Linked DNA regions of Homo sapiens: regions 1, 2 and 4 are each linked to region 3. Evidence: chromatin contacts called from ENCODE Hi-C or POLR2A ChIA-PET data. All regions are on one chromosome and are shown on one strand. Each heading gives the region's core, a stretch centred on a gene start or an enhancer-like site at or near the end of the contact. The rest is flanking DNA. Distances are from core to core; before and after follow the strand shown.

The links. A loop is a pair of places that touch in the nucleus more often than their neighbours do. ChIA-PET counts read pairs that join two places held with the same protein, here RNA polymerase II (POLR2A). Pooled maps may share reads with other maps.
Region 1: a pooled map shows a loop between it and region 3 (2.2-fold over the local background). The contact joins the enhancer-like site here to the promoter of CCDC149 in region 3. A Hi-C loop is called at or near these places in 1 of 168 maps with a recorded cell type or tissue (esophagus muscularis mucosa) and 2 of 50 pooled maps. POLR2A ChIA-PET finds 5 or more read pairs at or near these places in 1 of 52 experiments (WTC11).
Region 2: a loop to region 3 is called in a map of ascending aorta, with 5 times the contacts of the local background. The contact joins the enhancer-like site here to the promoter of CCDC149 in region 3. A Hi-C loop is called at or near these places in 4 of 168 maps with a recorded cell type or tissue (ascending aorta, endothelial cell of umbilical vein, mammary epithelial cell and 1 more) and 11 of 50 pooled maps.
Region 4: a loop to region 3 is called in a map of PC-9, with 4 times the contacts of the local background. The contact joins the enhancer-like site here to the promoter of CCDC149 in region 3. A Hi-C loop is called at or near these places in 1 of 168 maps with a recorded cell type or tissue (PC-9) and 1 of 50 pooled maps. POLR2A ChIA-PET finds 5 or more read pairs at or near these places in 1 of 52 experiments (T-cell).

The regions. Positions count from the first base shown.
Region 1 is chr4:24,686,170-24,689,182 of GRCh38, forward strand. No RefSeq gene overlaps it. Among named protein-coding and RNA genes, the nearest start is that of LINC02473, 28 kb to the left of the region's middle. Within about 2 kb of position 1,397, at least 2 of the 41 ENCODE cell types and tissues checked have a DNase peak (open chromatin) inside an H3K27ac peak, as active enhancers do.
Region 2 is chr4:24,729,445-24,732,192 of GRCh38, forward strand. No RefSeq gene overlaps it. Among named protein-coding and RNA genes, the nearest start is that of SOD3, 65 kb to the right of the region's middle. RefSeq lists an enhancer at 853-1,353. Within about 2 kb of position 1,252, at least 5 of the 41 ENCODE cell types and tissues checked have a DNase peak (open chromatin) inside an H3K27ac peak, as active enhancers do; they include ascending aorta and psoas muscle, where a contact is called at or near this core.
Region 3 is chr4:24,911,686-24,914,582 of GRCh38, forward strand. It overlaps CCDC149 (coiled-coil domain containing 149), which reads right to left and starts at 1,357. Exons shown (of 13, transcript NM_001395273.1): 1 at 1,132-1,357. The coding sequence starts at 1,179.
Region 4 is chr4:24,762,394-24,765,215 of GRCh38, forward strand. LOC124900683 (a long non-coding RNA gene) reads right to left here. Exons shown (of 3, transcript XR_007058079.1): 2 at 1,329-2,822; 3 at 1-609. Among named protein-coding and RNA genes, the nearest start is that of SOD3, 32 kb to the right of the region's middle. Within about 2 kb of position 1,363, at least 7 of the 41 ENCODE cell types and tissues checked have a DNase peak (open chromatin) inside an H3K27ac peak, as active enhancers do; they include PC-9, where a contact is called at or near this core.

The sequences.
Region 1 (3,013 bases), core at 147-2,646, 230 kb before region 3:
ATCACCCAGTGCAGTTACCTGTGATACTAGAAAATATTTGGAAATCTCAAAATATAAACAAATGTCTGGAAAAGATCAGAGAGAGAAAAAAATGAAAGAGAGAAAAGAAGAAAAGAAAAAGTAGTAACAGGAGGGGAGGAAAGCATTCTAGAAAAAGAGTAACTACTAATTATTGAATGCTTGCTCTGTGCAAGGAGCTTTTCAAATGTTTCCTCATAAGAATTCCACGAGGTAGGCATTTGATGACTTTAAATGGATGTAAAAACTGAGGCTTAGAGGGGTGAGGCTTTTCCCAAGCTAGGAAGGGGCAGGACCAGCATTTGAGTCCAAGTCTGTTAAGTCAGCCTTAACCACGGCCTGGTACTGCCTTCTGCCTATAGATCTGACCAGAAGAGAGCGGGAAGGAAGGGGTGTTAAAAATGCATCTGCTTACAGGCCAGGCGTGGTGGCTCACGCCTGTAATCCCAGCACTTTGGGAGGTGGGCAGATGGCTTGAGAAGGCTTGGTAGACCAGCCTGGGCAGCATGGTGAGACCCCGTTTCTACAAAAAATACAAGAATTGGCTGGGGGTGGTGGGGCACACCTGCAGTCCCAGCTACTCGGGAGGCTGAGGCAGGAGGACTGCTTGATCCAGGAAGGTCGAGGCTGCAGTGAGCTGAAATCTCACCACTGTACTCCAGCCTGGGCGACAGAGCTAGGCCCTGTCTCAAAAAAAAAAAAGAAAAAAATTATTCATCTGCTTATTCATCTGCTTACTTGTCTGTTTTCCTCTGCTGTGTTGTAATCTCCTTGAGTATCAGAATCAAGATTTAATCCTTTGTCTCCCCAGAGCCTAAAGTAGTTCTTGAAAGGCAACAGACAATAAAAGTTTGATGCATGAACAAGCAAATGAACATCTGCAACGAGCCCAAGGCCAAGGGTCAAATATCTTGCCTTCTCTAACCCTGAAGTCATCTGTCATCTCTCTGGCTCTCAAAATCTAGGGAACTGGTTTGTCTTCCTCCATCCTCCACACACCCAATTCTATGGCCCGGGAAGTAAGTCCAAGGTCTTGTCTGGAACCTCTGGAAATTCCTGGGTTTAGGAACAGCCTTGTGCTCTCATTACCCCCCTTAGCCTCCTGACCCTGGTGTCTGTCCCGCTGTTCCCACTACGCCCATGAATCAAATCCTGACTCTGTCACTTGCCAGTTATGTGACCTTAGGTAAGTCAATTTTGGATTCTGGGATTCAGTTTCATCCTCTGTAAAATAAGTGCCTTGACTTAGATAAGGATGGCAAACCCAAATGCCTACAAGGATCAGGCAAATATTGAAAATGAGCGATGCAGATCGCCTAAGACGATAGGGAGTGGGGAAAACGGAAAAGCAGGCGGGAAAGGGCGCCCCCTGGCAGAGAGAGAAGCTACTACCCATCTTTACCTGTTATTACGTAGGAATGAGCGCTCAGTGTGGTCACATTTCCAGTTTTTTTTTTTTTTGGTAAGATGCGGGAAGTCTGGATTTTTATGTGAAATCTTTCAATTCTTAAATGTTGACACAAAATTTTTCAGAAACGCAGCGTGAGCCAAACTCAACACATCTGTGTGCCGAATTCAGCCCATGGCCTCCAGGATACAGCCTTTAGACCAGATGATGCCTAACATCTTTTCCACCTTTGAAAGGATTTGGCCTGGTGGCAGATCATCCCTTCAATCTGGATGTTTTTGGCTCTCTGGACTATTTTTGCTACAGTTTAAGCAGGGTGGACCAGGGCTTAAGAGTAACTGTGTTTATAAACACCCTGAAGAATTCCATATGGTATGCCGAATGTGAAGTTGGCTTAATTTGAAAAGATTAAATGTACTCAGGCAATTGCAGAGTTGTCTGTTTTGCAAATCAATGCAATTTGTCGGTACAGGCCGGGAAGGAATGAGCTTTGGGAAGCGCAGCTGGTGTGACCAACAAGCCCAGTGGTAGTATCATAACAGGAAAGCCAGTGTGGCAGCAGCTCCCTTCTCCAACACTCACATCTCCTCTTTGCATGCACTACACACACACACACACACACACACACACACACACACCCTTGCCTCTTCCCTGATGGCTGATTCAGTTTACTGTTTTTAAATTTGAACCATATCCAAATAAAAAAGGGTTCCTTTACACATATCCACGGACAATGTGGAGAATGCTTAGCAATCGGGGACCAGGTGTCTCACCTGATCGCAGCAACTTTGGGTCATGGAGAAGCCCTCAGTGAGGTACCCGAAAGCTGGATACACAGACCTTCCTATAGTATTAACTAATTGTGGGAGCTTGGACAATTATTTCCCCTCTTCAAGCCTTGGGTTCTTATCTGTGAAATAATGGGAATGAACTTGGATGTCTTAGGTCCCCTCTAGCACTGACAATCTTCATGATCTTTCATTCCCCACGAGGCAGGCAAGGGGAACCACTCTTGTTCTCTCCCTTAACATTGTTTTTGCTACAGACCATGGATAGCAACTCACTGGTCTAGTGTCTAGGCATGTCGATGACCATGGATTTCTATGGACACCACCTTGAGCAGCTGGAAGAGATTCTGGTCTAACCTGTCATGTGAACGTAAGGTGGACCTTGAGGCATCTATAGATCCCATGTAATCCTGGCACAGAGGGTCCCTTGCCTTTCTCCCCTCTGCCATTTCTGGTACAGTTCAACAGTGCACAAGGGGGTCACATAATCAGGTTCCTTGATCAACACGTCTCAACCTGTAAGGAAACCACAAAGCACAAAGGAGAAAAAGAAGAGGAAAATTGTATGGAAATCAGAATTTGGACACGAATAACAGAAAAGCAACTCAAACCAGCTTAATCTTAAATAAGGGGATACTTTAATGTCACGAGAAGCCCAGAGTTATTCCAGCAGCTCTAGAAATGGTCAACAGCTTATTGATGTCTTCAAAGACCCGTATCCCTTCTGTTTCTCTACTTCGTTATAGGCCAATTCTCCTCCTTGTAATGAAATTGCTGCCACTGTTCCAGGCATCATGTC
Region 2 (2,748 bases), core at 2-2,501, 180 kb before region 3:
GTTTAAGTCTGTATCTCTATCGTGTATAATAGGATATATGCACACACTCTATTTGTTCGGTTTCTCTGGAGACCTCTGACTAATATAATACCTTATGCCTTTCTGGTAGATGAATAAGATGATGATAATGACAATGACGGTGCCCATTTTTTAGTCCCTACTATATGCCAGATGCTTTTCTTGAGCTATCACAAATGAAGAAATCAAAGTGAGTTGAAATAACTCACCCAAAGTCAGAGAGCTAGAAAGCGACAGAGAATGGAGCCAGCTTTCTGGTCCTAATCACTAGAACAAATATTTCTAAGATTTCTCTGGCAATCCGTTTTCTAAGCAGTCTAAAGATGCATTATGGCAAAAATTAGGCAGCCAACTATGTTTTCCAGATGTGGTATCTTATTCTTTGAAAAACGATAGTCCACTGGGCAAGTCATATTTGTGTAAATGTAGTATAATATTTGGAATTAAAAGAAAGAGGAAATCTATTTACTTCCTTTCCAAATTCATTACCACAGCAACTCCAATACCTGTCACCTGGAACTCAAAAACCAAGTTCCATCTGGATGACAGAAGACAAAAGACTATTCCTGCCTTTTTCCGTTGGTTTTGGGTTTGGAGATGTTTGGGTTTTGCACGGGGGAGAGTGATGATAAATGATCCTGAAGCCCGAGCTTTCTCTTTGCATGCAGCCTGGCCCTCAGGAGCATAAGCTAATGTTCCAGAGAGATGAAAAAGAGATAGAGTTTGAGGGCGGCTGCCACCTGTCCCCGTGTAGTACGTGCAATACAGGTGCCATTTATTTCACCTGTCACACGTACACAAATATGTAAACCTCAGGAAAATCAGCTTTCCATCTTTCTCTGAGAAACTTGGTGTGAGCTTTGGAAATTAAAAAAAAAAAAGGTGGGGAGCATCCTTCACATGCTCTTATTTTTAGCTCCTCTCTCCTTTGCAGAATGGCTAACGCCAACTCAAACTATTTCTGCAAAGAGTTGCTGGGGACAAAGTGGAGATGTGGGTAGGCCTCCTTGAGCCAGGCTCTCAGAAGCAGGTGAGATGCAAGATAAAGCAATCGCTTTTCAACCACCTTTGACGTAAGTGCTGGAGATTTCTTCAATTAGCTTAATCCTTTCCTCCTGACATACACTTTACAGGAAAGCAAATGCCATAATTATCCTCCCCCATCCTCTCTAATCCCTGTCTGTGTGGCATGCCGACAGATGCTTTTCTGCTTGCCCGCGCTGCCAGCCTCTTGGAGCCCAGTGCCACAATGAGGCGGGCTGTGTGTGACAGATTGCTAAATCTGGCCTCCTCGAAGCAGGAGACTCGGCGTTCAAGTGGCGCCGGCTGCTCACGCCTCCCTGTGGGGCCGAGGCAGGCCTGGCTTTGGGCAGGCCCAGAAAGTTCTGGAGGGCTGCCTTGTGACTCAGACAATCCCTTGCAGAGATGGCCAGCCCTCCAACACTGACACAGCCCATCACGGGTAGCTTGCTTCGTTTAGGATTTCAATCTGGGACCCTGCCAGGAAAGGCCTTTTTCCACCAGGGAAGAGTGTCCAGCACCCAAATACCATGGCAAGCATGGGGTGTCTGTCACTTGATAGCAACAAGAAAGTTACCTGATCTTATCCCACTGACTAAATGCAACAGCGGCCCATCTGTTGGCAGCCATGTACTCATCTATATATATCTGTTATTTACATCCTTAACACATTATATATTTTTTTTGAGGTCACTATTTTGGATCCAGGAACTGTTATTAGAATTCAGTCCTACCTCTGACTTCCTATGTAACCCTTGAGTCACAGCCTCTGAGCCTCAGTTTCCTCATCTGTATGTTTGTAACCATTTTCTTTTGCAAGATCTTTGTGAAGATTGAGTAATATCATCAATACAATGCAGCTAGTATATAGTGGGTACTTAACAAATGTGATTTATTAATGAGACTAACTATAGCATAGTAACATTACTGCTATTACTAATAATGTATACTTTGCTAGTGCTTTAGTTCATTCTAGTTTTCAAAATAATTTCATATAACATTTCTTTATCTTCTGCAGAGGCAGATATCATATCCCATTTTATTTTTCAGATAAGGTTTGAGATGCTGGAGATCATAGAGATCAGGGGTTTGCATACTATGGCCAGTGGACCAAATCCGACCCACTGTCTGTTTGTGTAAATAAAGTTTTATTGAAACACAACCATGTCCATTCAGTTCTGCATTGTCTGTGGCCACCTTTGCACTGCAAAGGCAGAGTTGAGAAGCATAGGCTTGCAAAACTTAACGTATTTCCTATCTGACTCTTTACAGAAAATGTTTGCTGACCTCTGACATAGATGATAAGTGGTGGAACCAGGAGTGAAATAATGCACCTGTCTATGGATGCCTCAATCTAGGGTTATATCAGGAACATGCCTTCTCTAAATGAAAAAAGCAATGGTGGCAGCAGACAGCAAAATAATTCTGAAATTGTTTTTGTATGTTTTTAATCTACCTAAAATATATTTCTGCATCTCTTAATATAGTGTGCACAGCAGTGTCCCACATCCAGAGCTTAAGGTAGTTCAGAACTTGGGCCCCCAGGCAATGCCCTGAACTAGAGTCCACACATCAAGCTCCTGGCAGAGCCAGGGTGGGAACTGCAGCTTCTGATTCTGGAATAATTTCTCATGAAGGCTTGTTTCTCATCATTATCTCCATACAAATATTTCTTGTTACTTATTCTATGTTCTTCTCGCTCACATTTTC
Region 3 (2,897 bases), core at 107-2,606:
AAACTAAACTAGGGCAGGAGCTACCGCATGTCATTCCTCTTCAGAAACACAACGCTCTGCACACACTGGGCATGAAGCACTATTATCAGACTGACCTGGAGACCCAGAAAACGATGAAAGGAGTGAGGGAGTAGAGGGTTTCCCTTCCCATAACCCACAAGGAAAGGAAAAGAGCAAACCGATACACTCTGCATTGTGTGCACAGGATTAAAGAAAAGGAAGCCCCAAGTTGGCCTTGGCTGGAGCTTGGTTCTCAGAAGGGAGAAATTCCCCGGCATGGGTAAGTAACACCAGGAATTGCCCCCACAAATGGTGGCAAACCAGGGCAACTTACCTGGTTGCCTCCAGGTGAGAGGGAGAAATCCGCATTCCCTCTCACCTGGAGAGGCCGGCAGCTTCTCCCGGCAGGCCGGCAAACTCTTAGGGGGAACTGAAGAGCAAACAGCATAGGATCCTGAAAGTGGACCCCCAGGGTATGTTTATGACAAAAGAGTCGCAGGGCAGGGGGACACGGTGTTCTGTGCTTCCACAAATCGAATCACTTCTGCACCTGTGTTTCACTTTTTCGATAAATGCCCCTCCCCACCTTACACATGGTAGGCCTGCAGTAAACACGTGTTGATTGAATTGAGCAAGTGAATGAGTGAACGGCTGCAGCGGACCCCCGAACTCCCCCAACTCGAACCACCGCCGCAGGTAATTCCACCTGGCCCAGGTTCCACCCCAGGGCTCGGATTCTCCCCCATGGCACCACCTTCCCGTTTCAGTCCCAGGCGTCCAATTGTTTGGCTCCACAACAGTGGCGAGCGGGCAGGCAGGTGGGGCTTGGCACCTTCTGCTCCCGGATCCCAGGGCTTCAGCCTCCAATCCAGGGCCAACCCCTGCCTTGGGGGGAAGGCCCCTCCCCAAAGGCTGACACCAGATGGCGCGGAAGAAAGTGGCGCCCGCGCAGACCCGAAAGTGCAGGAGGAGCGGCGCACCTGGCGGGGTCGCGCGGGTGCGGCAGCCGCGGCCACTTGGAGTGCGCGCCCCCCTCTCGTCCCTCCCAGCTCGGCCTCTCTGGGGGCGCGGGCCCGGGGCTGGCGGCCGCTCGGCCCGGCCCATCCCGCCTGGCCGGCGCCGCGGCCTCACCTCGCTCACCAGCCCCTGCCAGTCGCTCTCAGTCCGGTCGCCGTTCATGGCCTCCTCCTCCATGCGCTGGCCGGCCTCCTGGACCCCCGCCGCCTCCTCCTCCTCGCGACGTCGCGTCGCCGCCGCCGCCCGGGCCCCGCGCGGCCCCGAGAGGGCCCGGCGCCTCCGAGCCGCTGCGCCGCCGCCTCTCGCGGCCGCCAGCGCTGTTGACTCCACGTCAGCCTCCGCCGGAGGGAAAGGGAGGAGGGGCGCGGCCGCCGGGGCCGCAGACACAGCCCGGGCCGCAGCCGAGCCCCGCCGGGCCCGCCCCGCGCCCTCAGCCCCGCGACCTCGGGCTCCGCGCCTCCTGCCCGGCCTCTAGGCAAGGGGAAGCCAGGGTCTCAGCCTACAGGTCACTCCGGACCCCTCAGCGCTCTCCGCGCGGGAGGCGGGCCCCACGGGCAGGCCTGTGTCCCCCGCAAGAAGCAAATCCCCAAATCCAGTCCTTCTCCGACCACCATCACGACTCCCACGCCTAGAATGCAAGCTCCCCGAGGGCAGGGGTTTCCTTGGTTCGCAGATGTGCCTTTGGCAAGATCCTGGCCCATAGGAGATGCTCTACATATATTTATTGGACGAATATTTGTTGAACGCAAGAATGAATGAACCACGTTTTATTATATACTTAGCATTGTTTTTTAAACTATTAGTGCTTGCTTATATATTTTTTAACGTATCATTTGTCATTAATAGAAAGCAAATGTAAAAATTGAAAATAAAGCATTATTCAATTCTAAATAGGGCCAAAAACTCTGAGGGAGATGGTTAGCATGGGTTGAGAGAGGTGTCAAAGACAAATTGGCACTGGTGGCATTCCATGGCTCATGCCTGTAATCCCAGCACCTTGGGAGGCTGAGGCAGGAGGATCCCTTGAGGACAGGAGTTCAAGAGCAGCCTCGGCCACAAAGTGACACACCCCCTCTTTACAAAAAATAAAATAATTAGCAAAAGGGGAAGGCATTGGCATTAAGCTGAGACTTCTCCTAAGAGGAAAGACTGAAAGAGAATGACAGAGGGAAGGTGAATCACACACATAAGTCAATCGTATTCAAGGTGCTGTTCCTGTGACACCTAAAATCCCCTCTTGGACCACTATCAATAGTGAGCCCTCTGTACTCGCAGAAACGCTGTGTGTGGAGATGAGCAAGTAGGTTGAGAAGTTGTGAACCCATTGTACAGTTGTGGAAGCATCATTACCAACATTTATTTATAATTTTTAGCCCCTGTTGATCCTGGATCAACCCTGTGAAATGGATGTTATCCTCATTTATTAGATGGGGAAACTGAGGCCTGAAACGTGGAGAAACAGGGACTCAACTAGGACTTCTGGCTCTAGCATCTTGGAAATCTAAGAATGAAGTATCACCTTGAAAGTTTGTTCTTGGCCTTGTTTTGCACATGATAGACTGTTTGCAAAATGGCAGCAATCATTCCCCTTCTTTGTCCCTTGCCCTGCCACTGTCTCTTTCACTCTGTGCTCAGTCATGTAACTTGCTTTGACCAAAGCAACGTTTGTACATGTGTTACCAGAAAAAAAAAAAAAAAAAAAGAAAAAAAAAGGCTTTTAAAGCAATTGTGCATTAGGATTTAACTCTTGCTTCTGCTCTTGGAAACCATGTAAATAAGCTCCGAATAGCTTGCTGGTTAAGGTAGGATTCCCAACCAACAGTCAACCATCACCAGATGTGTGAGTGAGGCCATTGCCTGCCGCCCCCTCCACGCCCCCC
Region 4 (2,822 bases), core at 113-2,612, 150 kb before region 3:
AATGAATGAAATGAATATATGCATGACTCATGCTTAACTCTCAATCAATGATAACTTGGTATCAAGCTGGACATAGACCAGAATGTCAGCATAGTTCAGGGCTATTTTTGACATACATGTAAGCAATGCAGAGGAGTAGATCTAGCTCAGGCTACAAATGTTCTCCTGGGCCAACTTTCCAGAAGGAGGCTGAGAACACAGTAGAAGAATTTTATTGAGAAAAAAAAAAAAAAAGCACTAACTAGATAGTAAAGGGCTGAGTTAGACTGAGCAGGAGAGGATTCTATGGCTACAACGAGTGTAAATTCCCTCCTAAGATCAGAGTACTGAAATTTCACACCAGGTCCACCAGAACAGCTTTTGAATTTATGATGCTTTTAAATATGCTTTAAGATGACAACACCCAATCTGGTGAAGTTACAATAAAACTTCTATATCATAAGTTGCTGGTGGCAAATTGGTACTATCTTTTAGGAAAGTAATTTGGCAGTATGAATTAGAAATTATGAAAATATTCATCCTCTGTCACTTGATTGTTCTTCTTTGGAAAGTTATTCTAAGGAAATAATCCAAACGAAGGAAAACAAGGAAGATGATTGTTTTCATTACCTATATTGAAGAAGAAGAAAAAAACAGAAAGCAGCTATGTAATTCAAAGGATATTTATGTAACAATATAATCTAGTTATAATTGGGGCATATCAAAATTACTTGAAAACGTAGCGGTTTAGGCCGGGCAATGTGGGTCATGCCTGTAATCCCAGCACTTTGGGCAGCCAAGATGGGAAGATCACTCAGGCCTAGGAGTTTGAGACCACTGTAGGCAACATGGCAAAACCCCCTCTTTACAAAAAAAAATACAACAATTAGCCAGGCATGGTGGCATGTGACTGCAGTCCCAGCTACTTGGGAGGTAGAGGTGGGAGGACCACCTGAGCTTGGGGAGGACGAGGCTGCAGTGAGCCGTGATTGCACCCCTACACTCCAGCCTGGCTAACAGAATGAGACCCTAATGAGATGCTGTCTCAAAACAAAAACAATAAAAAATAGCAGTTTAAACCAGTCATGTTCATTTGCTCACATTTTTTTTTCTTTGGAGACGGAGTCTCACTCTGTCGCCCAGGCTGGAGTGCTCAAGCTCTGCCTCCCGGGTTCATGCCATTCTCCTGACTCAGCCTCCCGAGTAGCTGGGACTACAGGTGCCCGCCACCATGCCCGGCTAATTTTTAGTATTTTTAGTGGAGATGGGGTTTCACTGTGTTAGCCAGGATGGTCCATTTGCTCACAGTTTTATGAGTCAGAAATTCAAAAAGGTTGGGAAGTTCTTACTTGGAGTCTGTCGTGGACTGCATTCAGATCTCTGTTGGGGCTGTAGTCCTCCAATGGCATGACTAGGCTTGTCATCCGAGATGGATCACTCACATGACAGGCAGTTGGTTTCAGCTGAAAGCTTAGCTGGGCTGTCAGCCAGAGCACCTACACGCAGCCTCTCCAGCATAGCAGCCTCTCCAGCATAGCAGCCTCAGGATAATCAGATTTCTTTACAGGGTTTTTGTTTCTCCCAGAGGTAAAATCCCAAGAACACCAGGTGTAAGCTTCGTAGCTTTTTCTAATCTGATCTTGAAAGTTATGCTGTGTCATGTCTCCTGTATTCTTCTGGTTAAAAGTGAGACATTAATGCTGGCCCAAACTCAAGGGGAGGGGATACACACTCCACCCATCAATGGGAGGAATGTCAGAGGAATTACAGACATGTTTTAAAATTGCTACAGTCTTATTTGCATACCTCCCACATGCAACATACTCTCTCCCTTATCAAGATCTCCCAAAGGCTCAACTATTACAGCATCAGACTCAGGCTGGACGTTCAGGATCACATCATCTCAGTCAGGTCCAGGTGTAAATTCATCTGCTCAAGTTTCTGAAGACCTCAGGACTAAAGAGATCAAGGGTTAGAATAAATAAAATAGACACTCCTATTCCAAAAGGAAGGGATGGCAAGCACAGAGCAGTCACTAGTCCAGAGAAACTTGAAATTCAACTGGGTACCTGTCACCAGTTCTTTGTTCATGTCATCCAGTACTGTGGATTGTACTAATACTGATTTGTACTAATTGTACTAGGGGATTGTTCATCAGTACTGATTTGTACTGATTGTGCTAGGGAATTCCTCCTCTAGGTTCTCAGCTCCTCCATCTGGGCTCCTGGTTTTTCCCTCTGAGTCGTCCTTCCCTTTTAATAATAAGCAGCCTGTGAGTGCGGCGGGGTGGCTCTCTCATTTGGCTTCCTTCCCACAGAAGGTTGTGGATCAGAACCACTTTCATTTTGTGCTGCTTCTGTCTCTTTCAGACCAAGATGATATTGCTTCTGCCAATATAATTCCCTTGAAATATTTGTTAGCTTTTATGAATCTTACTAGAGTCCCTTCATTGGACAAATACCACAAAGGGTCTTTGGGATAGCCTCTTCTCTATCTTTGATTCTCTATAAGGCTGCAACATCTTTCAGAGCCTAGAAGCTCTATGATTTAAGAGGGGTGATCTACTACAAAGCATGATCTTAAGATCTTTAGATACATTTTATCTAGCAGACCATGTCTAGGAGATACCATTTTAAATCTTTCTGAAATCATAAAAAAAGTGTTGTAAAGTTGCCCCTCTGGCTTTATTTTTACCCTTTGGTGGCATTTTCCCGAAAGAGCCCTGAGTTTGATCTTTTCCCTAAGGTCCTTTCTTACTTTAAGAATCCTTTGCTGACTGAAAATATTCTCTTGAGCCCTTTGTATTTCTTTCAAATTTCCCTTGAAAATAAAATAGTTGGTTT